Regions from separate parts of the Homo sapiens genome. Here all the other regions are linked to region 1. The links are chromatin contacts, found by Hi-C in ENCODE. All regions are on one chromosome and are shown on one strand. The core of a region is the stretch at or near the end of the contact, and the rest is flanking DNA. Distances in the headings are between cores, read along the strand shown.

The links. A loop is a pair of places that touch in the nucleus more often than their neighbours do. Pooled maps may share reads with other maps.
Region 2: a loop to region 1 is called in a map of CD4-positive, alpha-beta T cell, with 15 times the contacts of the local background. The contact joins the promoter of CRY1 here to the promoter of WASHC4 in region 1. A Hi-C loop is called at or near these places in 3 of 168 maps with a recorded cell type or tissue (CD4-positive, alpha-beta T cell, gastrocnemius medialis and naive thymus-derived CD4-positive, alpha-beta T cell) and 10 of 50 pooled maps.
Region 3: a loop to region 1 is called in a map of CD8-positive, alpha-beta T cell, with 13 times the contacts of the local background. The contact joins the promoter of TMEM263 here to the promoter of WASHC4 in region 1. A Hi-C loop is called at or near these places in 1 of 168 maps with a recorded cell type or tissue (CD8-positive, alpha-beta T cell), 3 of 37 single-sample maps with no recorded cell type and 13 of 50 pooled maps.
Region 4: a loop to region 1 is called in a map of naive thymus-derived CD4-positive, alpha-beta T cell, with 5 times the contacts of the local background. The contact joins the promoter of RIC8B here to the promoter of WASHC4 in region 1. A Hi-C loop is called at or near these places in 1 of 168 maps with a recorded cell type or tissue (naive thymus-derived CD4-positive, alpha-beta T cell), 1 of 37 single-sample maps with no recorded cell type and 9 of 50 pooled maps.

Annotation. Positions count from the first base shown.
Region 1 is chr12:105,106,206-105,112,585 of GRCh38, reverse strand. WASHC4 (WASH complex subunit 4) reads right to left here and starts at 4,855. Exons shown (of 33, transcript NM_015275.3): 1 at 4,725-4,855; 2 at 1,322-1,461. The coding sequence starts at 4,785. LOC414300 (a long non-coding RNA gene) reads left to right here and starts at 4,944. Exons shown (of 2, transcript NR_121211.1): 1 at 4,944-5,798. RefSeq lists enhancers at 2,589-2,748, 4,587-4,746 and silencers at 4,307-4,556, 4,767-5,046.
Region 2 is chr12:107,090,546-107,096,925 of GRCh38, reverse strand. It overlaps CRY1 (cryptochrome circadian regulator 1), which reads left to right and starts at 3,377. Exons shown (of 13, transcript NM_004075.5): 1 at 3,377-4,122. The coding sequence starts at 3,965. RefSeq lists silencers at 2,906-2,985, 3,316-3,545 and an enhancer at 3,086-3,235.
Region 3 is chr12:106,952,241-106,958,620 of GRCh38, reverse strand. It overlaps TMEM263 (transmembrane protein 263), which reads right to left and starts at 2,714. Exons shown (of 4, transcript NM_152261.4): 1 at 2,556-2,714; 2 at 1,472-1,539. It overlaps TMEM263-DT (TMEM263 divergent transcript), which reads left to right and starts at 3,126. Exons shown (of 1, transcript NR_185933.1): 1 at 3,126-5,108. RefSeq lists enhancers at 1,767-1,826, 2,756-3,050 and a silencer at 2,327-3,086.
Region 4 is chr12:106,771,071-106,777,450 of GRCh38, reverse strand. RIC8B (RIC8 guanine nucleotide exchange factor B) reads right to left here and starts at 2,769. Exons shown (of 10, transcript NM_001330145.2): 1 at 2,622-2,769. The coding sequence starts at 2,705. It overlaps LOC100287944 (a long non-coding RNA gene), which reads left to right and starts at 2,620. Exons shown (of 4, transcript NR_040246.1): 1 at 2,620-2,761. RefSeq lists enhancers at 2,249-2,298, 3,069-3,620 and a silencer at 2,629-2,858.

The DNA of each region.
Region 1 (6,380 bases), core at 3,606-6,105:
AATAAAGGCTGGCAAGGATGTAGAGAAACTGGAACCCTCATGCAGTGCTGGTAGTAATGTAAAATGGTATAGCCATATTGGAAAACATTCTGGCAGTTCCTCAAAAAGTTAAACATAGTTACCACATAACCCAGGATTTCCACTCCCATATATACATATGTATAAAATATACACACAATGTACACACATTTTATATACAATATACTTATATATGTCTACACAAAATCATGTGCCCAAATGCTCATAGCAGCCAAATAGTAGAAAAATCCAATGTCTATCAACTGATGAATGGATAAATAAAATGTGGTTATCCATTCCTTACAATGGAATATTATTCAGCAACAGCAAAAAAAGAAAGTACTAAAAACATGTGACAACATAGATGAGCCTTGAAAACATAAGTTAAAGAAGCCAGCAACAAAGGAGCACATATCGTATGATTTCATTTATATGAAGTGTACAGAGGAGACAAACACATAGAGATAAAAAGTAGATTGACTGGTGGTTGCCTAGGGCAGGTATGCCATGGCATGAACTGGGGGTTGATTATCACACGGTACATGGTTTCTTTTTTGGGGGCTGAGAACGTTCTAACATTGACTGTTGTGATGGTTGTACAACTCAGTGAATATGCTAAAAACAACTGAATTATACAATTTAAATGAGTGAATTGTATGATATATGAATTATATCTCAAGAAAGCTGTTATAAAAACAAGTCAGTGTGTGACTTAGGACAGTGTGTAATACACAAGTGCTCAATAAAATGTAAATTATTTTTCAAGTGGTAACAAACTAATTTTAAAGATAAAAGAAATATTTCAAAATGGAAAGAGTAATGTATTTTATACATTAAAAAATTACTCACACATTAACATCTATATAGCATGAGAGAACTTTTCAGAAATGGTGAAAATATTCTCTATCTTAATTGGGATATGAGTTACAAGTGTTTGGCAAAATTAAGAGTATCTGCATTTCACTCTATGTAAAATAGTCTCAATCAAGAAAAAACAAAGCCTGAATATTCTATCCAGCCCTCATTTTCTTAATAATGAAAATCAAAGGCAAGCTCAAAGACTTGGAGTTTGTGTCATTCTTTGACACTAAAGGCTGTGTGTTTGTCATTCTTAAACAGAAAACACACACATTTAAAAAACATCTGCATGGCTTAGAGAAAAGGAAATTAACAATTTTCTCCAACTTTCATTTTGTTCTTAGATTTCAAATAAAAATACTTTTTCCATTTTAAAAAATTATGTTTTCAGGATATAGTATGTCCAGAAAATATATACATATATTTTTAAAAAATCAAATCAAACCTTTAATGCTATAGGATCAAGATTGAAATCCCAAACATCTCCAATTGAGTCATCCAGAGCGTCCTCAATTCTTCTCAGTTGAGAGGTATACTCCTCAAGAAATTTCCCATAATTCTTAAGTTGGACTTCGGCATGAATTTCTAAGTTTAAATTTTAAAACAGTATGTGATAAGTGCAAGTAATGAATTGCAGGACATTTACTTCAAATAACCTCAAAAGTCACGCAAAGCACTGTTAATTATTACTCTGGAATGTCTGGACTTCCTGAAAATAAAGTTCCAAAGTTAAACAACAATTCAGCTTTCAATCTTCTCTATACACGAAATAATTTTAAAAGCAGTAGATGTTACCATATATAAAGTTACTACCTTAAAACCCTAACATATTATGAAAAAGCCACTAGCCCATCTACCCCCATAATAGAGGGCTTTGAACCAATCTGAAAAGTGCCTTAAACAATTCAATGTCCTGATTCTATCTTTTAGTCATGAACAACTCTTTTGCAAAAACAAATATTCATGATCTGAAGGTGAAAAAAACAGTCTGTCACAGAAGTAACACTTAAAAATGTAGTTTTTAATTCTATACACACTAATGTTTAATAATACACCTAAATATTTTTAAATGGAGGTTTTATACCTGCTTGAGCATATTATTTCTATAATGTCTAAAATTTAACCAAGATATTTGTTAAATTATTTAACTGTCATAATCAAGTTGGAAAAACCAGCAAAGAACACTGCTTGACTACAGAATACTATGCTGTTCTTCACAGAATTAACACATTCATAGGTAACTTTAAGGAATCATTGGAATAAGCTGGATTTTAAAATATGCCTATTCGTCAAAGTATTTCACGTTACACATAAAAATTCATTACTTGTTCCCAAAGGTAACAAATTCAACTCCAACTCAGTTTCTTTTATTGATATGAATAACTTTATTCAACCTTTGTCTTCTAAAAAAGGTAAAAATTTGCTCTCCTCAAATTAGCAATGTGAAGCAAGTAAGAGAAAGTGTGTTCTGACTCATGCTGTATTAAAGTATAAAGACCTAGCCCCCACTCTCCTTTATTCTTCAACCACATAAAGTTTTAAATCCGGTGAATCCATTTAGTTCATTAAGGTTTCTGTCTTATTATAGCATTAATCTAGGCAATTTTGGAAAACAATTAGTCTAGATATGATTCACAGACCAAAAATTAATGAACGCCAAGCACAGGGAGGTGTTCTCTTCCCTACAGCTTACATATAAGACTGCCCAGATTCTCAGAACCCCAAATAGTTGTCTTATTCTCAACTACACAGGAAATGACCAGTCAAAGCTGCATTTGACCAGCAAATGACTTCTTAAAGACAATGCTAGGCCGGGCATGGTGGCTCACCCCAACACTTTAGGAGGCCAAGGCCGGTGGGTCGCTTGAGACCAGGAGTTCAACATGGCAAAACCTTGTCTCTATCCCAATTTAAAAAGAAAAAATCAGCCAGCTACTAAGGAGGCTGAGGTAGGAAGATCACCTGAGCTCAGCTGGTCGAGGCTGCAGTGAGCCGTGGCGATGCCACGGCACTGGGCGACAGAGTGAGACCTTGTCTCGAAAAAAAAAAAAAAAAAAAAAGACAATGCTAGAGAAACACCACGCCAATAAATCACTCCTTTAGTATGTTCAGGGATTCACAAACAGGAAACAGAAAACCTAAAATAACATTAAAAGTTCCTTGCTGACAATAAACGGTTGTAAAATTGGTGAAAGTTAAAATAACAAAAGTTGAGATAAGAACTACATGGTAATTTTTTAAGAGTAAAAATTCCAAAAACCTACTTAACATGCTCATCTTTGTCAACAGACTGCACTCCTTGTTTTATCTTTTTATCCCTAATATCTAGCACAGCCACTGGTTGTAGAAAATATCTGTTGAGTGAATCAGACCATTCTACTCCAGGCTGAACCATTTTCAAACTCAATTAACATAACTCTATTCCAATTTTTTTTGAAGATACCAGTTCGTCATCTTTGTCCATAAAACATATATGACAAGGTACAGTTCACTTTATAACAATACAGAATCCCCTCCACAAAAAAAAATTAAAAGATTTTGTCATTATCTCCAAGGTTAATTTTTATGCTGCATAAGAGCTAATACCTTATTATCACCCAGGCTAGAGTGCAATGGCGCGATCTCGGCTCACTGCAACCTCCGCCTGCCGGGTTCAAGCGATTCTCCTGCCTCAGCCTCCCAAGTAGCTGGAATTACAGGCGCTCGCCACCAAGCCCAGCTATTTATTTTTTAGTAGAGACGGGGTTTCACCATGTTAGCCAGGCTGGTCTTGAACTCCTGACCTCAGGAATGTTTTGTGAAAAACTGCAACCCATCCTGGATGTAGCTCACTCTTCTCTGAGAGACTTGTAAAACCTAATTCATCTAACATTGTAGGCATTAGTCTCTCTTCGTAAATCAAGCAAAATTCATCCGGAATTTTTAAAAGCAACGTTCCACCTTTTGGGAAAACTATGAGGGAAAAAAAAAATCACAAACAGCATGCTCCAATCTCTCTTAGATCACTTACACAGATTACTATGACCAAAGATAAGAAGCAGATTGCCAACTTGTATTTATTTCAAGTAGAGTTTCACTACAATTAATTTGGCCTCAATATTTTACTGAAAGAAACACAATTTGTTTATTTCGGGATAGACTTCTAAGTTAAAATCAGACAATTCGATCTTGTGAAGCAAAATTTGAAGATTTGCTGTAATTTTTGAAGCCTTTATAACTGCGATGGAAACTGCAGAACATCACTGAAAAATATCACTTAGCATAAATAAAAGGCCTGGAAAATGATAAAATGACATTCACGTGTTTATTTTCGCAGGGTGAAAAGTTCTTTTTTCGCTCCCTTCTACGGTTATAGCAACGCGATGGGAAAGACACCCAAACTTGCAAAAGTTGATTTGGGAGGAAAAGAAGAAAAACAGGAAACCGAAACAGGAACCCAGACATCAGCGTCCTCCAGAGCTGAACGCTCAGAATCTGGCGAAATCCCCAAGAGGCCAGAGACAGAAGCAGCCTGGGATCCCGGGGCCGCTGGGCCTCCCGGGCGCGCCCCGCCCAAGCCCCGGGGCAGCTGAAGGGGGACGCCGCTCCCCGCGGGGCACCGCAGGCTCCCCAGGAGAGTCTCCGCCTCACACGCCGAGCCCTGAACGGGCAGCCTGACCCGCCGTGGCTGGGACCCCAACCCCGAAAGTAACGCTGGAGAGCGCGTCCCTCGCACACCCCAAGGGCTCTGAAGTGTCCCGCACCAGACGGCTGCGCAGCCGTCCCTCTCGCAGGAGCGCTGCCCAGCCCAGAACAGCGGCGGGCCGAAGGAGCGTCCACCCGCAGCCCTCGCCCTGCAGCTCCCTTACTCTGCGAGCCGTCGTCAACGCGGTCAAACTCCCAGTCCGGGGACAGAGTCTCCACCGCCATCACCCCGGCGCCTCCCACAGACACAGCCCCAACCAGCCCGTGCGGCGACGACGGCCTCACCCCAGCTACTGTCACAGCACGTGACTTCCGGCCCCGGCCCCGCCTCCGCTCGCGAGGGCCGGCCGGGCTCGTTGCCCCTGCGACCGCGGGGGCCCCTGGGAAAGCGAGTCCTCCGCCGTGGCCGAAGGCGGCCGCCATGGCGCCGGCAGTGCCAGCGGGCGTCTTGCGACCCGGCTCGGGCTTCGCCACCATTCACTGTGCTTCTCAAGCCACTTCGGCACTCTAATTTCGCCCTGCTCTCTCTAGACGATTTTTAATACCTGGGAAAGTTACTCCCCAGTCTAACCTAAAAAGGTAGAATTGATGGGGTGGGGAATTAACAGGAAGGCATGATCCTCGAGGATAACGCTGACCAGGCGCTTCTTCCAACAAGCCTGTTTCCCTCTCTGTCGCCACCGTAGGAGTTCCTACAGCTCTCCCGCACATTCTGTACGGATTGTTTTTTAGTCAAGACGTTCTGTGCGAGAGGAGAAGTTACTTTATGAACACCCTAACAGGGGATCTTACGACCTCTTCCCCGCTCTCCACTCAGTCCTTTTAAAAACGCGAGGCAGGATGAAGAACGCTATTGAAGTACATTCTAAAATGATCCCACCTGCAATTTGGATTTTTGGAGAATCGGGATCGGTGTAAAATTCTACATGCATACACGTATTTGCACAAGAATATTTATAGCAACGTGGTTTTTAATAGGAAACTATCTAAATGTTCATTACAAGTGAATTACATAAAGCTCAATACATCCATACTACGAATCACTGAAGAGCTGCTAAAATAGATGAAATATATTTATAATGGCATGAACAACCGACACAAGACAGTTGCAGAGTAATGTGTATTTGTGATTACATTTATGTTTTTAAGTTATACAAACGCGTATGTGCCTACGTGTATGTAAATTCATAGGAAGACAAATCAGAGGACGGTGGTTACCTGGGGAAAAGCATGTGTTGGTGAGTAACAGGATTTTCAAGTTTTGATGTGTCTACTTATGTGTTTTGAATCCTTAACAATGAGAATTTATTAGGGTTTTACTCTTGTAATCTTAAAAAGTACCGAAAAGAACTAATCAATGTAGGCAAAAGGTCTATTGAAGAGCATTCTTCTGAGGTCATTGGATCTGCCCTGAGTTAAATGTTTATTGAGTGCCCACTGGGTACCAGGCACCAGGCTAGATGCAGAAACTATAAAACATGTAAGAAAATTGCTTTCTGACCCTATGGCAGACTTAGTGGGCATTTCAGAAAGAAAAAAAAAATCTTGAAAAGAACAGGCATCCTTAGGGTCTAATGGCTGACAAACTTTTTTCCTGTACTTTCTGTGTGACCATGAGTTTGACTTTCCTGGATTCTTAACATTTGCATTAAATCACTGTAATTAATCTCCCAGCAGCTCATTGTGATAAATTGAACTTACAAGTCAGAAAAATTTGAGTCTATAAATACACTAATCTATTAAAGTTAATAGATTAGTAGCAAGAGGCAGTGTCATGTAATAATTGAAAGCACAGTTTTGACTGCCAAATTGCCTAGGTC
Region 2 (6,380 bases), core at 2,128-4,627, 2.0 Mb before region 1:
GCCTGGACATCCAGGCATTTCTATACATGCTCTGAAATCTAGGCAGAGGTTCCCAAACTTGAATTCTTGACTTCTGTCAAGGCTGAACACCATGTGGAAGATGCCAAGGCTTGGAGCTTGCACCCTCAAGCCATGGCCTGAGCTGTACGTTGGCCCCCTTTAACCACAGCTGGAACACAGGGCGCCAAGTCCCAAGGCTGCACAAAGCAGCAAGGCCCTGGGCCTGGCCCACAGAACCATTTTTTCCTCCTAGGCCTCTGGGTCTGTGATGGGAGGGGCTGCTGTGAAGACCTCTGACATGCCCTGGAGACGTTTTCCCCATTGTCTTGGAGAATAACATTTGGCTCCAAATTACTTAGGCAAATTTCTGCAGCTGGTCTGAATTTCTCCTCAGAAAATAGGTTTTTCTTTCTTATCACATTGTCAGGCTGCAAATTTTCCAAACTTTTATGCTCTGCTTCCCTTTTAAACATAAGTTCCAATTCCAAGCCATATTATTTGTGAATATATAAAACTGAATACTTTTAACAGCACCCAAGACACCTCTTGAATGCTTTGCTGCTTTGAAATTTCTTCTGCCAGATACCCTAAATCATCTCTCTCAAGTTCAAAGTTTCACAGATCTCTTTGCTAAAACATAGCAAAAGTCACCTTTATTCTAGTTCCCAAAAAGATCATCTCCATCTGGGACCACCTCAGCCTGGACTTCATTGTCCATATCCCTATCAGTAATTTAGTCAAAGCCATTCAACAAGTCTCCAGGAAGTTCCAAACTTCCCCACATTTTCCTGTCTTCCTATGAGCCCTCCAAACCATTCCAACCTCTGCCTGTTACCCAGTTCCAAAGGTGCTTCCATATTTTTGGGTATCCTTATAGCAGCACCTCCCAGTAGCAATTTACTATATTAGTCTGTTCTCATGCTGCTAATAAAGACACACTCAAGACTGGGTAATTTATAAAGGAAAGAAGTTTAATTGACTCACTGTTCAGCATGGCTGGGGAGGCCTCAGAAAACTGATCATCATGCTAGAAGGGGAAGCCAACACAACCTTCTTCACATAGAGGCAGGAAGGAGAAGTGCTAAGCAAAAGGGGGAAAAGCCCCCTATAAAACCATCAGATCTTGTGAGAACTCACTCACTATCATGAGAACAGCATGAAGGTAACTGCCCCCATGATTAAATTACCTCCTACCGGGTCCCTCCTACAACACGTGTGGATTATGGGAACTACAATTGAAGATGAGATTTGTGTGGGGACACAGCCAAACCATATCATTCATATATATAATTTTAAAAGTATTCTTACAGAACCAAAGAAAGGCTGATATATACTTCTTGTGGCAACAGAAGCAGAAGTAGGGAAGACTATTCAGACAGATTGGCTCTCTAGAGTATTGAATTTACTTTATTGCTGCACTAGTTTGCTAGGGCTGCTGTAAAAAAGCACCACAAATTGGGAGGCTTAGAACAATAGGAACTAACTGTCTCGCAGTTCTAGAGGCCAGAAGTTCAAAATCAAGGTGTCAGCAGTGCGACAGTCCTGTGAAGGTGCTAAGAAAGGATCTGTTCCAGGTCTTTCTCCTAGCTTCCAGTAGTTCCTTGGCTTGTGGCAGCACAGTTCCAATCTTTACATGGTATTTTCCCTGTATGTATATGTATTTCTGTGTCTAAATTTCTCCACTATATGAGGCCACCAATCACACTGGATTAGGGTGCACCCTAATGACCTCATCTTAACTTGAGCATGTACAAAGACCTTATTTCCAAATAAGGCCACATTTATAGTCATTGAGAGTTATATGATTTTGGGGACACACAATTCAACCAATAAGAATTGCCATCTCCTTCTTTCTTTTAACTTTGCCAAACACACTGGTGGCCAACAGCACTCACTCACTCACTCATTCATTCATTAAATAAGCATTTGCCTATGTCAGGCTCTGTTCTGGTGTTGATGCAAAAAATAAAAACAAAAGAAAACTGAATACAGACCCAGTCCTTGAGAAATCACACTTCAGAGGGAATCAGAGGCACATTATTATGATAATAAGTACTATTACTGAGTTGGTATTGCTAGGAATGGGCACTTTTCAACTAATTTTCACGGTAGTGTGAAAAGTGATGTAACAGAAACATACTTGGAGAACCCAGGGAGGTCCTAAATTTGCCCTAGGGATCAGGAATACTTTCAGAAATTAGTTATTATTTCATCTGAGTCTAAAGGGATGCGTAGAAATATCCTAGGTAGCTCAAAGGTGGTAATATTGAGTACTGGATTCCAAAGAAGAGTATTTTATAGAGGAAAAAACAGCAAAGGTTAAGAGACAAATTGTAAACCCCAGGAGGGGTGGGGTTTTAGTCTGTTTTATTAAGTATCTCCTGTATCTCTAGTGCTTTGAACAGTGCCTAGTTCATTCAAAAAGTAATCATTGAATGAATTTAAGGGCATCATATATCTAAGGGATGCCATGGCCTGCAGTTCACTGTCGCTGGAAAAGTAGACAAACGTCCAGTTTCAAAGAGACCGGTAAACTACATTAAATGTAAGAGACGAGGGGTGAAAGGTTGATGATATATATCGCTAGTATTAAAAAAATTCCAGGAAGTCCAGGAATGCCTGGCATCCGTCCTGCCAATTACCCTTTTCCCCAGAGTATGTACAAGGGGGAGGAGGCACCCAAGGGCCAGGAGAGTGGAGGGGCACAGCTCCACAATCTCCAAAGTAGGGTTCTCTGGCCAAAGCAGGATTGAAGCACATGGTTTGGACTTGAAATGTACGTGGAGCCTCCCACTCTCCTCCTTCCACTCCATCCTCCCCTCACTCTCCGCCCGACTCCACCACTGGCTCCTGAAGGAAACCGGACAATTTCCAGGCCCTCCCCAAATCCCACGGGAGGAATCGCCGAGCGCGCTCCTGCCCGCCGGCCCCGCCCCCTTACCCTCTGGAACGCAGCGAGAGCGCACGCGCGCCTAACGGAGCAGCGCGCGCGCCCGCAAGCTCCCCGCATCCCCGTGCTCATCCGGGTCTCAGCGAGCCTCGGCCAATGGTGGCCGCTCATGGCCCTTGGGGGCGGGGCTAAGCCTTCCCTCACAAGGGGCCTGTGGTCAACGCGATTTGCTTCCAAGGGACGGCCACCAGTCGGCACAGGAAAGGGGCAGAGGCAGTGAGTTCAGCGTGTGGACGAGGGTCAACAAGTTTGGGATCAAGCGGCTGCCGCTCCTCCAAAAGCGACCGAAGCGCGAGCAGATTACCCCTCCGAGCCAGTGTAGTAAACACACTTCAGAAACGTGAGGTGCCGGTGGTCACGAGGGGAGCGCGCCCTCCAATGAGGAGCCGGGGGCGGGGCCGAGGCCGCTGACGCGGCGGCGGCGGCAGAGTCACCCGGGCAGCCTCGGGACCGGTCACCGGCCGGCAACCGTCCAGCGGCCTCGACCACCGCCTCTAGCCTCCGTTCCCGGTCCTTTCTCCCGGGCCGAGAGACAGCGTCGCCGACAGGGGCTCATTCCCCTCCGGTTCTCCTCGGTGACTCACCTCGGGCGGGCCGTTTTGTCTTTAGGGGCCGCCTTGGTGGGGCGAGGTTTCCGTGACGAATCTCCTGGGGCCGTCCGTGCCGGCTCGGGCCGTCGTGGCGGCTCGAGCTCCTGGAACTTGCTCAGGCTCCGGAGGTCCGAGGCCCTCGAAGTTATGCGTCGCCTCCAGGCGGTTGCGGCGGGCGCGGGCTCCTAAAGGGCGTCACACCCGGACTCCGCCGACTAGGCAACCTCCATTCATCTTTCCACTGCGCCTCCGGCGCCCCCGCCTTCTCCGGTCCCCTCCTCGGAGTCATTTTTTCCTGTTCCCCCTCTGCCGCCCTTTCCTCACGCCCCGGGTGAGGCAATTCTCTTGGAAGCGAAGGTGTCGGCTATGAGCCGGAGCCTCCTTCCTTGAATTTCTCCGTGGAGGACCCGCCGCGCCCCCCGGCATGGGGGTGAACGCCGTGCACTGGTTCCGAAAGGGGCTCCGGCTCCACGACAACCCCGCCCTGAAGGAGTGCATTCAGGGCGCCGACACCATCCGCTGCGTCTACATCCTGGACCCCTGGTTCGCCGGCTCCTCCAATGTGGGCATCAACAGGTGGCGGTGAGTCACAAGCCCGTGGGAAATGGATTTGGGTGTTTAATGAGTCTGATGTTAATGAATTCCATGCGATCCGCCAAATCTGTGAATTTAGACGTGGGACTGTCTTGCTTATACCGCTTACGAATTTTAGGTGCCCTAAGTATTAAATAGAATTGACTTAATACTTCTCTGGCCAAAGAGTACTGACGACCTGAAACACTCGGTCTTCATCAGTGAGTTATGTGTCTTTCTGTGCTAACTGGAGCTCCTCCCCTGAATTTGTGGAGAATTCTTAGTGCTGGAGTTAAAGAAACACCTTTCCTGTCCTTAGTGGCCATTGTATATGGATTCCCTTGGCCTTTTTGTGGCATTCGGAAGGATTGTGATGTTTCCTGTTTACGTTTGTGTCTAGGTAACTCATAGTATGGAGAAAAATCATTCATTCAGTACAGCAGGCTCCAGATCCAGTGTTCTTCCACCTTGAGGTTACTGTGGGAAAAGCAAGGGAAACAGCATTATCTGGTTTCTCTGCTCGGTTCTTTTTCTCAACTCCTCCTTGTGGTTGCCGAGACAAAGCACAGTTTTTCTTTCTAGGCAAGTTGTAGTCCTTCTAGGGATCAGAGCACTGAAAGAAATCTTAGAGATGCTTTATGATCTTTTCCTGAAACACCAGGCTACATGATTGTTAGGCCCCCTGGTGGAAATAAAAGCATAGCTCAACAGATAGACTCTTGATCACTTAGCATGTGCCAGGCACTGATTTAAATGCTAGGGATATAGCAGTGAGTGAAAGACAGAAAGTCATGTCTTCAAGCAGAAAGTAAAATATGTAGTATTTTAGGTGGTGATAAGTATTGTGGAAAAAAATAGAGCAGAGTAAAGGGATAAAGAATACAAGGGTAGGGATGGGGTTGCAATTTTAAGTATGATCGGGGGAAAAGTCACAGAGAAGGTGACACTTGAGCAGACCTGAAGGAGGTGGTGGGATGCAGATATCTAAGGGAAGACCATTCCAGGCAAAGGGAAGAGTAAGGGAAAAGGCAGAAATATGCTTGACCTTTGGAAGGAACAGCAGAAGAATCCAGTATGTCTGGAGCAGAATAAGTGAGGGAAAAATAGTAGACGATGAGGTCAGAGTTGACTTAGGGCCAGATTGAAGAGAGCCTTATAAGCAGTTTTCAAGATTTGGGTTTTTACTTAGTGAAATGGGAATAACTGCAGGATTATGAGCAGAGAAGTAATGTGATCTGACATAAGTTTGGAAAAGAATTTTTCTGCTTGTGGTTCTGAATTGGGGAGTGGAGGTGGACAAGAAGCAGGAAGTCCAATTAAGAAGCTGTTGGCATTCATCCAGGTGAGAGATGATAACGGCTTGAATCATAGTAATAATCGTGGACGTGGTGAGAAATAAACAGATGCTGGTTATATTCTGAAGGCAAAATACAGGGTATTTGTTGGCAGATTGGATATGTAGTGAGAGAGAAAGAAAAGGAGTTAGGCTGGGCGCGGTGGCTCATCCCTGTAATCCCAGCACTTTGGGAGGCTGAGGCCAGGAGTTCGAGACCAGCCTGGCCATCGTGGCAAAACCCTGTCTCTATTAATACTGAAAATATAAAAATTAGGTGAGCATGGTGGCGCATGCCTGTTATCTCAGCCACTCAGGAGGCTGAGGCACGAGAATCGCATGAACCTAGGAGACGGAGGTTGCAGTGAGCTGAGATCGTGCCACTGCACTCCAGCCTGAGTGACAGAGTACTCTGTCGCAAGAAAAAAAAAAAAGGACTTATAGTTTGGTGCTATATAAAAAGCACCAAAATTCAGTGCTTTTTATATAGTAGCAGTTTAGTTACTGTTTGAGAAAATTTTTGGCTTGAGAAACTGGAAGGATGGGGCTACACTTTGCTAAGAAAGTGAAGCCAGCTGGAGAAGCCATTGGGAGGGTGATTGGAGTTCTCTTTCATTAAGTCATTAAGTTTGAGATGTATTTTACACATTCAAATGGAGATAGCAAATAGGCAGTTGGATGTATCTGGAGCTCAAGACAGAGATCCAGGCAGGAAGTATAAATTGGAGAATTCATTAGTTTATAGATAATATATAAAGCCATTTATTCATCCAACCATTTATTGAACAAATATTTGTCAAGCACCTACTATATGCCAGGCACTGTTTTAGGTGCTAGAGATCCAGTATAAACAAAACAGCCCCCAATTCTCACCCTGTTGGAGCTACATTCTAGTGGAGCCGTGAGACTGACAGCATTAATAAAATGAGATAGA
Region 3 (6,380 bases), core at 1,465-3,964, 1.8 Mb before region 1:
TTTTAAGAAATTGTGACATATGAAAGGCTTCTTTGTTGTAGACTGTATATCACGACTACAAATTCATCAGCAGTTACATTAAGCATTGTAGAGATGGGGAGAAATAATTCTTGCCCAGTACAATAGTATCACATAGATTTAGCAGCTGGCAAATACACTGAGCAAGGATTAACAACACAATTCCCTAAAGGGTAATTTATTCCAATAATAGAAATAAGTAAACAAACACCTCTTGGGAAACGTGTTTTCTTTGATGAATCAATCTTGTTTGTGGGTTTCAGTAATATTTCATATATAAAATTTTTATTCATAATAAAAAATTCCAAAAACAGTACATAAATTTTCCTCTGGGTACCACCCCTCTATACACCAAAGGAAGTTAAATAACACTAACACGTTATATAAAGCTTAACTACAAAATACAGTGCACAAGTTTATTGTCAAAGCCACTTAAAACCACCTGTTATTCAACAGTAGGTGCCAATTTCCCTATAATAGAAAAAGACGACTATAAATGAATTAGCTAAATTCTTCTACATATTCTACCTAAAAGAACTTTACCACATCCTCACTCCCATGTTTTAGCTTTTTTGCCAAATAACTGCAAAGAGATTCAAAAATATATGTATACAGAGCTTTACAACATATACACCAACAAGCAGAGTACATTAAAACTCCAGCTTACTGTTTTTATGTTTTTCTAGTTAAACCAACTATCAAGAAGAGTCTGCTTTTAAAGATGGCCCCTGCCCATTAAATCAACAGCAAATAGGCTACAAGAAATGCTCTCAATCTAGCAAGGAAGAAAAGGTCATCTGCCAGTAAAACTTGTAAGTGCCCACTTAGACGAGTAATAACTGACAGTGTCAAAATGGCAATTTTTAAGGGTTATCCTTAAATGAAACATTAAGCAGAATTACAATACTCTATTAAACCAGAGAACCAGTAAACCATCTTCACATTATTTCAACAGATATTTGCATTCCTACTATGTGTCAAACATTCTATTAGGCACTGAGGCATCCTTGTGAACAAGCATACAAAGGTCTTATTCTCAAGATGTTTATATATAATCCAGTGAGATATCTTCCGGAAATAGAAAAAGAGCAAATACCGAATAACTGAAACAAAGGTAAAGATTTTCCTGTAGTTAAAAAAAAAAAAATCAAACCCATGCACACACAAAGAAATCTGTATATTTGTCCAATGTAGCAACCGTTATAATTTCTAACGATGCTTTCTATAAATGGACAAATTTTTACTGAACTTGGTTTCTGGTACATCTGTTCTAACAAAGACTAAAGAAATGAAAGTGGAAAAAGCAAAACAGGATGCATATGGGTTTATCAAAGGCTACTTCTCCCTTTCTTTTTAAAAAGTTAAGCATGGGCGCGAGCGCGCACACACATACACACACACACACACACACACACACACACACACACACACACACACGGGCGCGCGCGTTTACCTGTTGGTGTTGTATCGATATTCCTGGGGAACCCCTGAGGGCACTCACACCAGCAGAAGTTTCAAAGGCTAAACAATAGCATACAGCAAATAATCACATATAGCAAATATTTTCATTTGGAATTAGCACAGTGTTCACAAGGACGCAAAAATCAAATTAAGAACCCTTCCCTTTTCTCTAGGTGTTTCTAAACCCTTCCGGGTGGCCCCTTCTCTCCCTACTGATCCCTTTAGGCACTAGCAAATCTTTTTTTTTTCTTTAGCAGTGAGTGACGTGGCAGGAGGCAGAAAATGACCCTGGAGGCGCCGTGGCTAGCACTGAGCTTGGCACCTCCTCCCTCCGCTCCACGTTGTACACCCAGCACTCCCCCCACTCCCGAAGGGCTCCAGAATTTCTATGTAAGAAGGGTTTAGGACAGGCGATCTGATTGGAAGTGGGAGCTGGGGGGTCGGTCTTGAAGCTGCGTGTGCAGAGCAGGCAGTTTTTATTTAGACTGGGAGGCAGTGACGGCACGGATGGGTGCTCCAGCCCTCCCTGTCACCCCTGGGCGCGGCCAGCACCCTCTCCATTCCCACTTTTACTTTAGGTTAGGCGTGGAGATACAGCCTTCCTACCCAGGAAGAGCTATGGGGGTGTCCACTGGGAAAAAGTCTTGTGTGCCTGAACCCAAAAGGGAGGTTTAGCAACAGGTCAGGAGTTGGCAGGGCGAGGAAGCCCGGTACCCAAGCCCCTCCGCTGCATCCCTCTCCCAGGCTGCTGATGCCCCTCACCTTCCTCCTCCGCCCCCAACCCCGAACCCCCAGATGCTAAGAAGTCAGGCGGAGGCTTTCCAGGGGTGCGCAAGCTCCAATCGCGGCGGGGCAGTCAGCGACGTATAAGGAGGAGTAGCCCCAGAAGCGAACCTCCATCCGCCCCCAACTTCGTCCCGCCCCTCCCCCTTTCCCGCTGGGGCCTCGCCAAGGCCCCGCTGGGCAGCCAGGCCGGGCACTGGGAGGTGAGGGGCAGGGGCGCCGACGGCAGAGGGCGACGGAGGAGGGCAGGAAGCCGGGACTGCGCCCCTGCCCTCGCATCCCGACTCACTCACCGCCGGGGTCGCGGCCAGCGCTAGGGCTGGGGCCGGGCGGAGTGAGCGGGCCGGCGCAGAGGAGAGCTGAGGCGGCCTGGGCGGCAGCGGCGGCCGGCACAACCCCGGGCAGTCGCGGCTCCAGAGGCGTCCTCTCAGGATGTGGAGCTGGAAGACTGTGGCGGCGGTGGTGGAGGCGGAGGCCTCTGGCTGCGGACGTGGCGCCCGACGCGACCCGCCCCCTCCGCCGCCTCCTCAGCTCCCGCCTCCTCCCGCGGCTCCAGTTCCGACGCGCACGCGCGCTCGTGCAGCCCGGGCCCCTCCCGCGCCCACCGGGCACACGCCCACCCGTTCTCGCAGGGTCCGGCCCTCCCAGCAGTCCCCAGCCGGCTGTGTCCCAATTGCGCACGCGCGACGCTCCGAGGCCCGCTCCCGCCCCTTCGCCCCCTGGACGCCTCCGTGGGAACCCCCGGCCGGCCTGCGCGCCCCTCCTCCGGGGGTCTCCCCGCCTTCTTCCCGCCACCATCCAATCAAATCGGGCGAGGGGCGCGAAGCCCGGGAGACGCGTAGGCCGCGGCCCCCAGGCCCGGTGTTTTGACGTCGGCGGTGCCCGCGTTCCGCGCCGAGTAACGGTCTTCGGAATTCAGAGCCTTCGCCTTAGGGAAGGTGGGACGGTCGCCAGTTTCTCCAGCACTTTCTTCGTCCAGGGACGTCAACCTCCCTTGCATGCTGTCCTCAGGGACTGACAGCGGGGCCTGCTCAGAAGTTCTCGTCGGGACTCTCTACAGGCCTTTGTGATTAAGTGCTAGGGGTGAGGAGAGACGTGGCTTATTTATGTGTTTTTCAGTTTGTTATGATTTTTTTTTTTTTAATTTTACTTCTCCCTGCCCTAGAATTGAGCTCCTTGAGAGTAAAAACCCGCCTGGGTCGCCATCACCCTAGGCTTGGTGCAGGGCCTGCCAGGCGCTCGAATTTGTTGAAGAGGTGGGTGTTCAGTATCGAAAGAGCCGCGGATTGTACATTAGAAAGCCTGGCTTTGCGCCGCGTCCTTGCCACTTGCTGACCAGGCCCCTCCACGTGGTCCCCGCCGGGGCAGCAGCTCTCCTCACCCGTCCAAAGGCACGGGGAGGCGCGTGGCGGCCCCGCCAGAGCTGAGCCCCCTGGGATGTGAGGCCGTCTCGCTCTGAGCTTCAGAGCAGGGTTGCAGGAGACACCTCAGAAGGTCGTTTTGAGGACGGGAGGAGATGAACTGCTCAAAGCCTGCTTAACTAGATAAATGGTATCGATTAACTTTTCTTTGACTCCCTTTCCACACCTATAAAATGAAGATGACGGGAAACTTGTCATACTTTTTTTGTGGTGGGTGGGAAAGGTCTTTATGAACTGTGAAGTCCTATGCAAACGTGAGATGTTTCCTTTCGCAATCTGATTAGCGAAGCAAAAACACGCGAGTCAAAAACATACACAGAAAGCAAAAAAAAAAAATTCACAAAATGGTTTATCAACTGCAGAATATTCAGGATGGTGGAACTGAATGGTAACTACTGACAACATAGCTCAGAAAGGACGTGCTAAAACATGCTGGATGAAGCTAACTTTGATCCAGGTCTTAAATGGAATGGACTATAGTTTATAGCTTCAACCTAATCATTAACTTATGAAATCAGAGAATTAAGGCCACTTAAGCCACTGTGCTCAGACTGTCAAGATATTTAGTTTCTCAAAGCAGAAAGAGGAAATTAAATACTCTTGTCAATTCAACATATGGGTTGGATGATTAGCAGGATCCGTGGATTGTTGTTTATCCAGTATGTGAAGAAACGGATATCCTCTGTTTTCTCGTTATTACACAAACTTCTATCCTTAATATGTGACCTTTCAAGGTTGAACTCTAGGTAAAATTATGAAGTGCACAATTACGTCTTGTTTCTTCTTCCCTTTGCACGTCGTTTTACAAGAGAATCTAATTATTATTAAAGTACAAATGACTGACAAGATTGTAGCCACTCCTGGGAGATTTTGCATTTTTACGGTTATTAAAAGCCATAACTCAAAGCAGCAGTTGAATCTGTTTCATAAACTAACTAAGATTTAAAAGAGCTCCTTTGGGAGGTCATGAGTTCATCAGAAACTTCTGGTGTAGGAGTTCAGCCTATAAAACAAACAAATACATGACTTGTAGTATTTCTTCGTTTTATAGTCTGAACTCCTCTAAGTTCTTGATTCCCATTCTGTGACCTCCCTTTCTTAGATTGTTAAAATAAAATACAGATGACTCACGCCTTTAATCCCAGCACCTCGGGAGGCTGAGTCGGGAAGATCACTTGAGCCTAGGAGTTTAAGACCAGCAAGGGCAACATGGGGAGATCCCATCTCTTAAAAAAATAATAATAATAATTGAGCATGGTGGCACCCTCCTGTAGTCCCAGCTATTTGGGATACTGAAGCAGGAGGATTGCTAGAGCCTGGGAGGTCAAAGCTGCACTGAGCCGTGGTCACACCACTGCATTCCAGCCTGGACAACAGAGTGAGACCCTGTTTCAAGAAAAATAAAATGAAACATTTATTTCTGGATGTTATTTTGAAAGATTTTGTCATGTCTTAATGAGCCCTGGCCACGTAATCACAGCATTTTGGGAGGCCAAGGTGGGAGGATTGCTTAAAGCCAGGAGTTTGAGACTAGCCGGGTCAATATAGTGAGACCCTGTTTCTACAAAAAATAAATAAATAAATAGCCAGGTGTGGTGGCACGCACCTGTAGTCCTAGCTACTTGGGAAGTTGAGGCAGGAAGGTCACTTGAGCCAGGATTTCAAGGCTGCAGTGAGCTATGATTGTGCCTCTGCTCTCCAGCCTGGGTGACAAAGTGAGACCCTCTCTCTTAAAATAACAATAATGATGAATTCTTAGTGCCTTCAGGCAATAAAATTCTTTTAACAAAATTCTTAATACACATATCAATTACCCAGCCTCTTAAGTGACTGAGTTTTCTTCTAGTTGGGTACACACACAGTCTTTTTGCCTTATTGAAAAACTTAGAAATTAGATGTGGCATTGCTTAACATGGTGGGGTGGTTCAAAGAGGACCAGAAAGAAGGCAGAAACCAGTAATGTTAAAGCAAGAAATTATTTCTAGGCTGATAGTACGCTGAAGTTTAAAAAGCTCCAGCCCAACCTTCTACCCAACATGTGAGTCTGTCTCCTGTTATGTGCACAATCATAGTTTTCATCATTATCAAACACTCTTCCCAGGGTTTCAGTATGGACTCATTTAAGTAAGAAGCCTACTTGTTGCAAGGTGCGCACGTTTTTCCTGTTTCACCATGTTTTCATGAGTGTAATGCATTATCCTTGCATTAAATTAACAGCTTTATAAAAGTTAGTTACCCCCCAGTGTAAATCATTATGCTTTCTATCCTCACTTTCTTCACTGCTCTTTGCCATTCCTGGCACAATCACCTGTGCTATTGGTTTTCCTTTGCCTGCACCAATATCCTTAATTTTTCCTATGATACGGCAGATTTATTTGACACAGCTCCTAACCTCGATCATCTGATTTCTCTCAATCCAATGAAGCAAGCACATTATATTCTAATATAGGAAATCCTATATTCATATGAGGAAACCGAGGCATAGAGAAGTTGGATAATTTACCCTGGGTCCCACAGGCTAGTGAAGAGCAGGCTTTAGAATCAAACCCAATTTTGTCTGACTCTAGAGCCCAAGTTCTTAATCACTATATTCCGAGAAAGAGAAAAGCAGTTTCTGACATGCAGTAGATGCTGGCACACTAGGCTTTGGTATTCTTGTTGAACAAAAATAATTTTAGAGAACATCAACATCAGACG
Region 4 (6,380 bases), core at 1,520-4,019, 1.7 Mb before region 1:
AATCCATTTTTCCAGATAAGGAAACTGAAGTATATGGTACCCAACTATTTTTTTTCAGGGTTCTAAATTCCATATACCATAGAGCTGGGCAATTTAATTCCACCTCCCCATTCTTACTGCCTGAACCACTATGATCATACATTCACTTCCTATTCATCTGCTCTCAAAATCTCTCCCTTTGAGGGGCAAAACCTCACTGCAATATGATGTTCAGCCATTTTCTTTGTATTATAATCAGCCCTACTATACTGGCCCTACTACAGTCAGTATTAAATATGAGAGCTTTCTCGCCAGGCACAGTACCTTACACCTATAATCGCAGTACTTTGGGAGGCCAAGGTGAGAGGACTGCTTGAGCCCAGCAGTTTGAGAGCAGCCTGGGCAACACAGTGAGACCCCATCTCTACAAAAAATGAATTTAAAAAGTTAGCCCAGTGCTGTTGCACGCACCTGTAGTCTCAGCTACTTGGGAGGGTCGGTGGGGGGGAGGAGATGGAGGCTGCAGTGAGCCGTGATTGCACCAGTGCACTCCAGCCTGGGTGACAGATACAGACCCTGTCTCCAAAAAAGAAGGGAGCGCTTTCTTCTGAAAGAGCTAACTGACCCAGTTCACATCTAGTCAGAGCACTCTCAGGCTTGATCCCAAAATTACAAGGGTTTGGGAATCTTTTGAAACACTTCAGATACCACCTTAAGCAAGACACACCATGCAAAACAACCTTAAAAACATTCCCAATACAAAAGGGGAGCTGGAGATGTTCAGGATTTAAGCTCTGACAGCACCTGGCCAGGAGTGGTAAGTAGATACCAATCTGGAGGGAGACCAATGAGAAGAGATAAATTGGAGGAAGCAAATCTGGAGTCTAATTAGTTTAGCCATAAAGGGAAGGAGAAATATTAAAGAACGTGATTATATCCAGTTGAAGGTTTTTCCTCCTTCCTCCCCTACAGAAACAAATTCCTATTTATTGCTGGGTATCTGGCATATAGTAAGTGCTAAATAAACATTAGTTGATTCAACAAATGGCCAAGTTCTCTTTGCATTTCTTGCTTCTGAAAATCAGTTTGAAGCTGCCTTATATCTTTTCTGGAAAGCAGTAATAAATCGGGTTAAATCATAATCTCCACAATATGTACAACTATGCATTGAATGAGTTATTCCTAAATTAGGCAGACATGTTCAACAATAAAGTGTATCAGAAAGTGAAGGAGCTAAGATATGAATAGATAGAACCTATGAATCTTCCCAAGGAAAGCAACACAGTACGGCAGAAAGAGCGCTCGCTGGACTTGGAGTTGGACAACGTAAATTCAAATCTCAGCTCTATCTCTCAGTGGCTGTGTGGACTTGGGACCACATTATCATTCTAAATTTTATCATTTGTGAATTGGGGAATACCATCACTCTCCTCCCAGGGTTGTTGGGAAGATTAAACGGGAATTCAGCCACCAGTATGCCATTTCTGCCCCGGGTGGAAAAGATTCAAAAATAAGACACCAATTGTCAGTAATACAAAGTGGATGGATGCAGTGGTGGACACAAAGCAAACACTGAAGGGGAGACGATGTACGGGGGCAAAAGAAAGAAAAACATTAACAGCTAGGTTGTGACTTGGTGTTGGGTGTGTTTTCACAGAAGGGAGTCGCCAGTCATTCCTATAAAGCAGTCTTCTAAACCAAAGGATAAAGGTGTGGTAGGCTATCTTTTGAAGTGAGCATGTAAAATTCCTGGAAGGAAAAGTAATGAAGAGCTAACGGTTCTTGGAAAGAGGTTCTGAGAAGTGACTGGGATTTATAACAAGATACTCTTTTACGCAGAGTTGTGAAGTGGAAAGAACTAAACTGGAATACCAGCTCCAAGTATGACCTTGGGCAAGTTACTTAACCAATCTAGAGTCTCAATTGCAAAATGCAGATAATACCTCACAGGATTGCTGTAAGATTAAATAAGATAATGGATAGGAAAGCTGTTAATGCGATACAAATAACAGGTATCATTAGGAGTTACATTCTCCACCCACTTACAACATTATATGTCCATGACCTTGGGCGTGATTTCAGCTCTTTGCACCTCGGTTTCCTCATCTATAAAATGGGGAGGATGATACCATCTACCCTATAAACACTCTGAGGATCAAAGGAGACCATAGATGAGACATCAATGCCTTGAAAACCGTACAGTGCTAAACGTATAGAAACTGCCATCGTTGCTGATACATTTGATGCATGTCAAGGGCCGTGTTTATGCAGGGAAGCACGTATTTTTATGCTATACAGGTGAGGAAGCCTCTCATGCATTTATGCATCCAGGAGTGGGGCACGGGGCACAGATGCACATCTACGGATTCCGGGGGTGTGACTTGCACGCTTGAGAGGAGGACCGGAGGTCAAGCTGCTGGGCCAGGAATCAGAGGAGTGGGCGCTACAGTGGGGGTAGTGGGATGCAGGATGCATGGATGGAAAAGGCTGGGGGCACAAACACGCATGCCCAAGCCGGAAACGTTTTCGGGGGAGAGCAATGCGCATCCCCGGAATGAGGGGGGTGGGGAAGGATGCGATGTGCAAGCACGGAGGGCGGCCCGGGGGTGCGATACCGCACGCCCGGGGCCAGGACTCTTTACCTTGTCGCTGTAATCCCTCAGGACCCGCTCGATAGCCCCTGCTTCGCCGGCCCGGACGATGTAGAGGGCGCGCTCCTCATCCATGGCCGCAGGTGCGGGGGAGCCGCGGCCGCTCTGCGCGCCCAAGCCGCTGCCTCCAGGTAAACGCCTCGCGCCCCCGCTCGCTCCTTCCCAGCTTCCTTCCTTCCCTCTTTCCCTCCCTCCGTCCTGCCTCCAACCCGCCAGCCTCCGCCCGGGCCGGCCCGACGTCACCGCCCCTCAACTTTCACCCCGCGACGTCACCGCTCCCCCAGCAACCGGCGCCTCACGGCCGCCCCTGACAAGGCCCAGGACTCGGTCGAGGCCTGGCTAGCGGACCGAGGCGGAGTCAGGCCCAAGGCCCTGCTTGCTCTCCTGCCTCTCCCTCCCTCGGAGAACTGTCCAGTCTTTTAAGGGGGCTTTCACAGACTGAACCGTTCTTCTTTCCTGACCCTCCTCTATGAATCATTCTCAAAGGACTAGAGCAACCCGGCTCTTCCCCGCCCATCTATGAACCAGCCGCTAAATGGACTGCAATTCCCTGCATGCAATGGGGCTATCCCGCTCTTCCATCTAATTTACTGGCGTGCCGAATGGCATGCTGGGATTGGTAGTCATCCAGCCGGAAAGAATTCCCGCCAAGGGCATGCTGGGAACTGTGGTACCGCGAGGGCCGGAAACGGGAGTCTGGCGGCCGCCTGAGGCCAGCGGCGGGGAGACCGTTAGAGGGAGGGTCTAAGCGTCTGCTTCGGTTTTGTTCGTTATGTCGCTGACTGTCCTGCTTCAGTCTCGGCTGGCTGGGCTGGCTGGACTGGCCGACGGTCGCGGAAACTGCCATCCCTTGGTGGGAACTGTCAAGCACGGTTTAATTCCCTTTTCTCATTTAGCGGTTTCGGTCTCGGGAATTCCTTCCACCCTTATTTGCGTTCTTGTTATGTACTCAGCTACAGTAATGTGGGAAATAATTGAAGGCAGTTATCTGGATAAAAGAGGACTCGGCGATTTTCTGCCTTAATACTAATCTCTAGCATGCATCTCGTGCCACCGGGGCTCCAGACTCTCTTAGGTAATTTCCCTATATCCTCTAATTCTCCCAACACAAATTTTTGTGGAAATAAAAAGGAACCCGAATAGTTTCAGTAATTTATCCTAAGTCACACGGCCAGAGAATGGGAAAGTCGAGGTTTGAAACCAGGCCTTTCCCCCCGAAGCGGCCGCTCTACGACCTCCGGGAACTGTAATAATACCGATACAGTAGCGGTGGTGGTGATGACAAAGATTCCCATTGCCCCGGTGGTAATTACGTGTCAGGCACTCTGTTAATACTTCACCTGTGTTAGCTCAATCAATTTCATACACATTCATTCAACAAATATTTGAGAGCCTGTGCTGTGCCCAGGTGCTGTTAAATGCAGTGTGGATACAGTGGGCCCAAAGTAAAGTCCCTGCCTTCATGGAGCTTCCATTCTAGTGAGCACCCATATGAGTTATTCTCATTTTAAGATGAGGAAACTGAGTCTTGGAGAGGTTAGTTGGTTAATTTATCAAAATTGCAGATTTTTGGAAACTGAATTTGAACTCAGAGCCTGTGCTCTTTCTGCTCTCCCAAGCTTTTTTTTGATGGAAAGTGGATGAATTCTCCAAGTAATTTCAAGTTTTCCATTCCAAGCAGCCTTTACCCATAATCATCCTTGATGTCTCCCCTACCAGTCTCTCCCTCTTGAGCTGTGCTGAAGAGGAACTAGAGGGGGCAAAAGTTTATTTATCTAATGATTGAATTTCTTCTATGCTGTGGTAGATATTCTGCTAGATACTGGGAATTCGGAAATAAGAACGAACATGGGACCTGAGTTTATGGAGCTTTTGGTCTTTCTGTATATTATACTTTCCATGCAGCAAACATTTATTGAGCATATTTGAGTCAGGCATTGGGGTAGGTGCTCTGTAATAAATTAAGTCAGAAAGATTTTAATCCATCTCTCCAAAAAGCACATTTTAGTAAGGTCATGGAATAGTTAGCTAATTTTCTAAGCTAATAGTAACATCTTGCAATTGTTTTTAACAGTTTACAGAACTTTTTAATACTTCTAATCTCAATGGATCATTGGGGAAGGTATTGTTCCCACTTTATAGATAAGAAAACAGGGTCAGATGAGTTAAGTAACAAGAACTGGGACAAAAACTGAGAGCTGTTAACAAAGTATTTGGGTGCCTGCTCTGTGTCCAGTACAGAATTAAGTGCTTTGGGGGTATCCATATATTTATTTTTGGAGCAAGGGTCTCCCAGAGACGATATTAAACGAGCACAAAGTATCTTATTTCCGTAGAGATGTTTCTCTTTAGAATTCTTTTAGAAGGTCTCTGACATTTCAGACACATGTCTTTGAAATGTCTGTTTGCCAGAAATAGGCTATGTTTTTAGTCTCCAACTCTGTACTTCTAAAAAGAGATTTAAAAAATGTAAAACGAGATGAATTAATGACTTGGGAAGTTGTACTTTAGTAATTTTAATTAAATGTTCATATTCTGATTTTGTAACTCAAAGGGATCTTTGACTCTAATTCAAGTCATCTTTTGACCACTGACGAGACTCTGGTTCCAGAAAAATTAAGTGGCTTGTCCAAGGTCAATAGCAGACTCTGGGAATGGAGCCTAGACTAGCTGAGTCCTAGGTCACTACATCACTTTACCTCCTTGAATATTAGTTACGGGATACTTTCAGGGACTAGAGACTCTAGTCCTGTTCTGACTTCACTTCCTGGTGATGCTTGAGTGGCATGATAGCAAGGAATTAATATTTAGAGCCTTGGTAATCAAAGCAACAAATATTTTTTCACAAGTCGTTGCTCTTACAAACAGTAATATAGTAATCCTATATATATCTATGGATAGAGATTTTAAATTCTTAAAATATCTCCACATAGATTATTTGATTTAATCCTTACTATAGCTGAAATTGCAAGATCAATAAGAGGCACTATTTTCTTTTTTACAGAGAAAAGGGAAGTTCAGAGTATTGATTAGCTGGCTCATAAGCAAGGAAGTTTGCTAATAAGTGGTATAGTTAAGGGCTAGAAGCACCCTGGGCTCTGATAACATAAAATATTATGGACTTTCAGGTTAGGGCCAATGAAAAAGCCTGCAAATAGATACTAGTCATTTATTTTGGACTTTGATATATCCTGCTGTGGCATTTCCTCTTGCCATGACAATGGGCTAGTTGGAATGTGCCAAACTGAAGGTCTTTAATGAGTACCTGGTGCTAACAGCTTTTAAAATTCAACTGTTATAATATTTTGAATACATTTTCTTTAGAAGAAAGCAGAATTTAAAGCCTTGGCAGTTTGGTCTATTGGCTACAGCTCCAGAACTGGAGTTCAGAGAATTCCACTAATTCAAGATATGACTTGTCACTCAGCAACCACCACCTCACTATGTGAGGCCACTCACTCAGCCTTTCTTGAGGTTTAGAAATTTAGAACTGAAATAATAGCTGGATTGTCCCACAGTGTCCTTAGCTGTTAAACTAAGGGATTGATCCAGATATTATTTCAGTTCTAAATTTTTCAGTTCTAAAATTTTGTGATTCTCGGAAAAACAAAACCACCTTTAAATATGCTAATTCTTTAGAAAAACCTATTATGAAGAGTGGGGATGTGAAAATCAATATGTGCAAATCAAATATCAATATGATATATGCAAATCATTCCTTGGGCATACCTCCAAAGATTCTGATTCAGT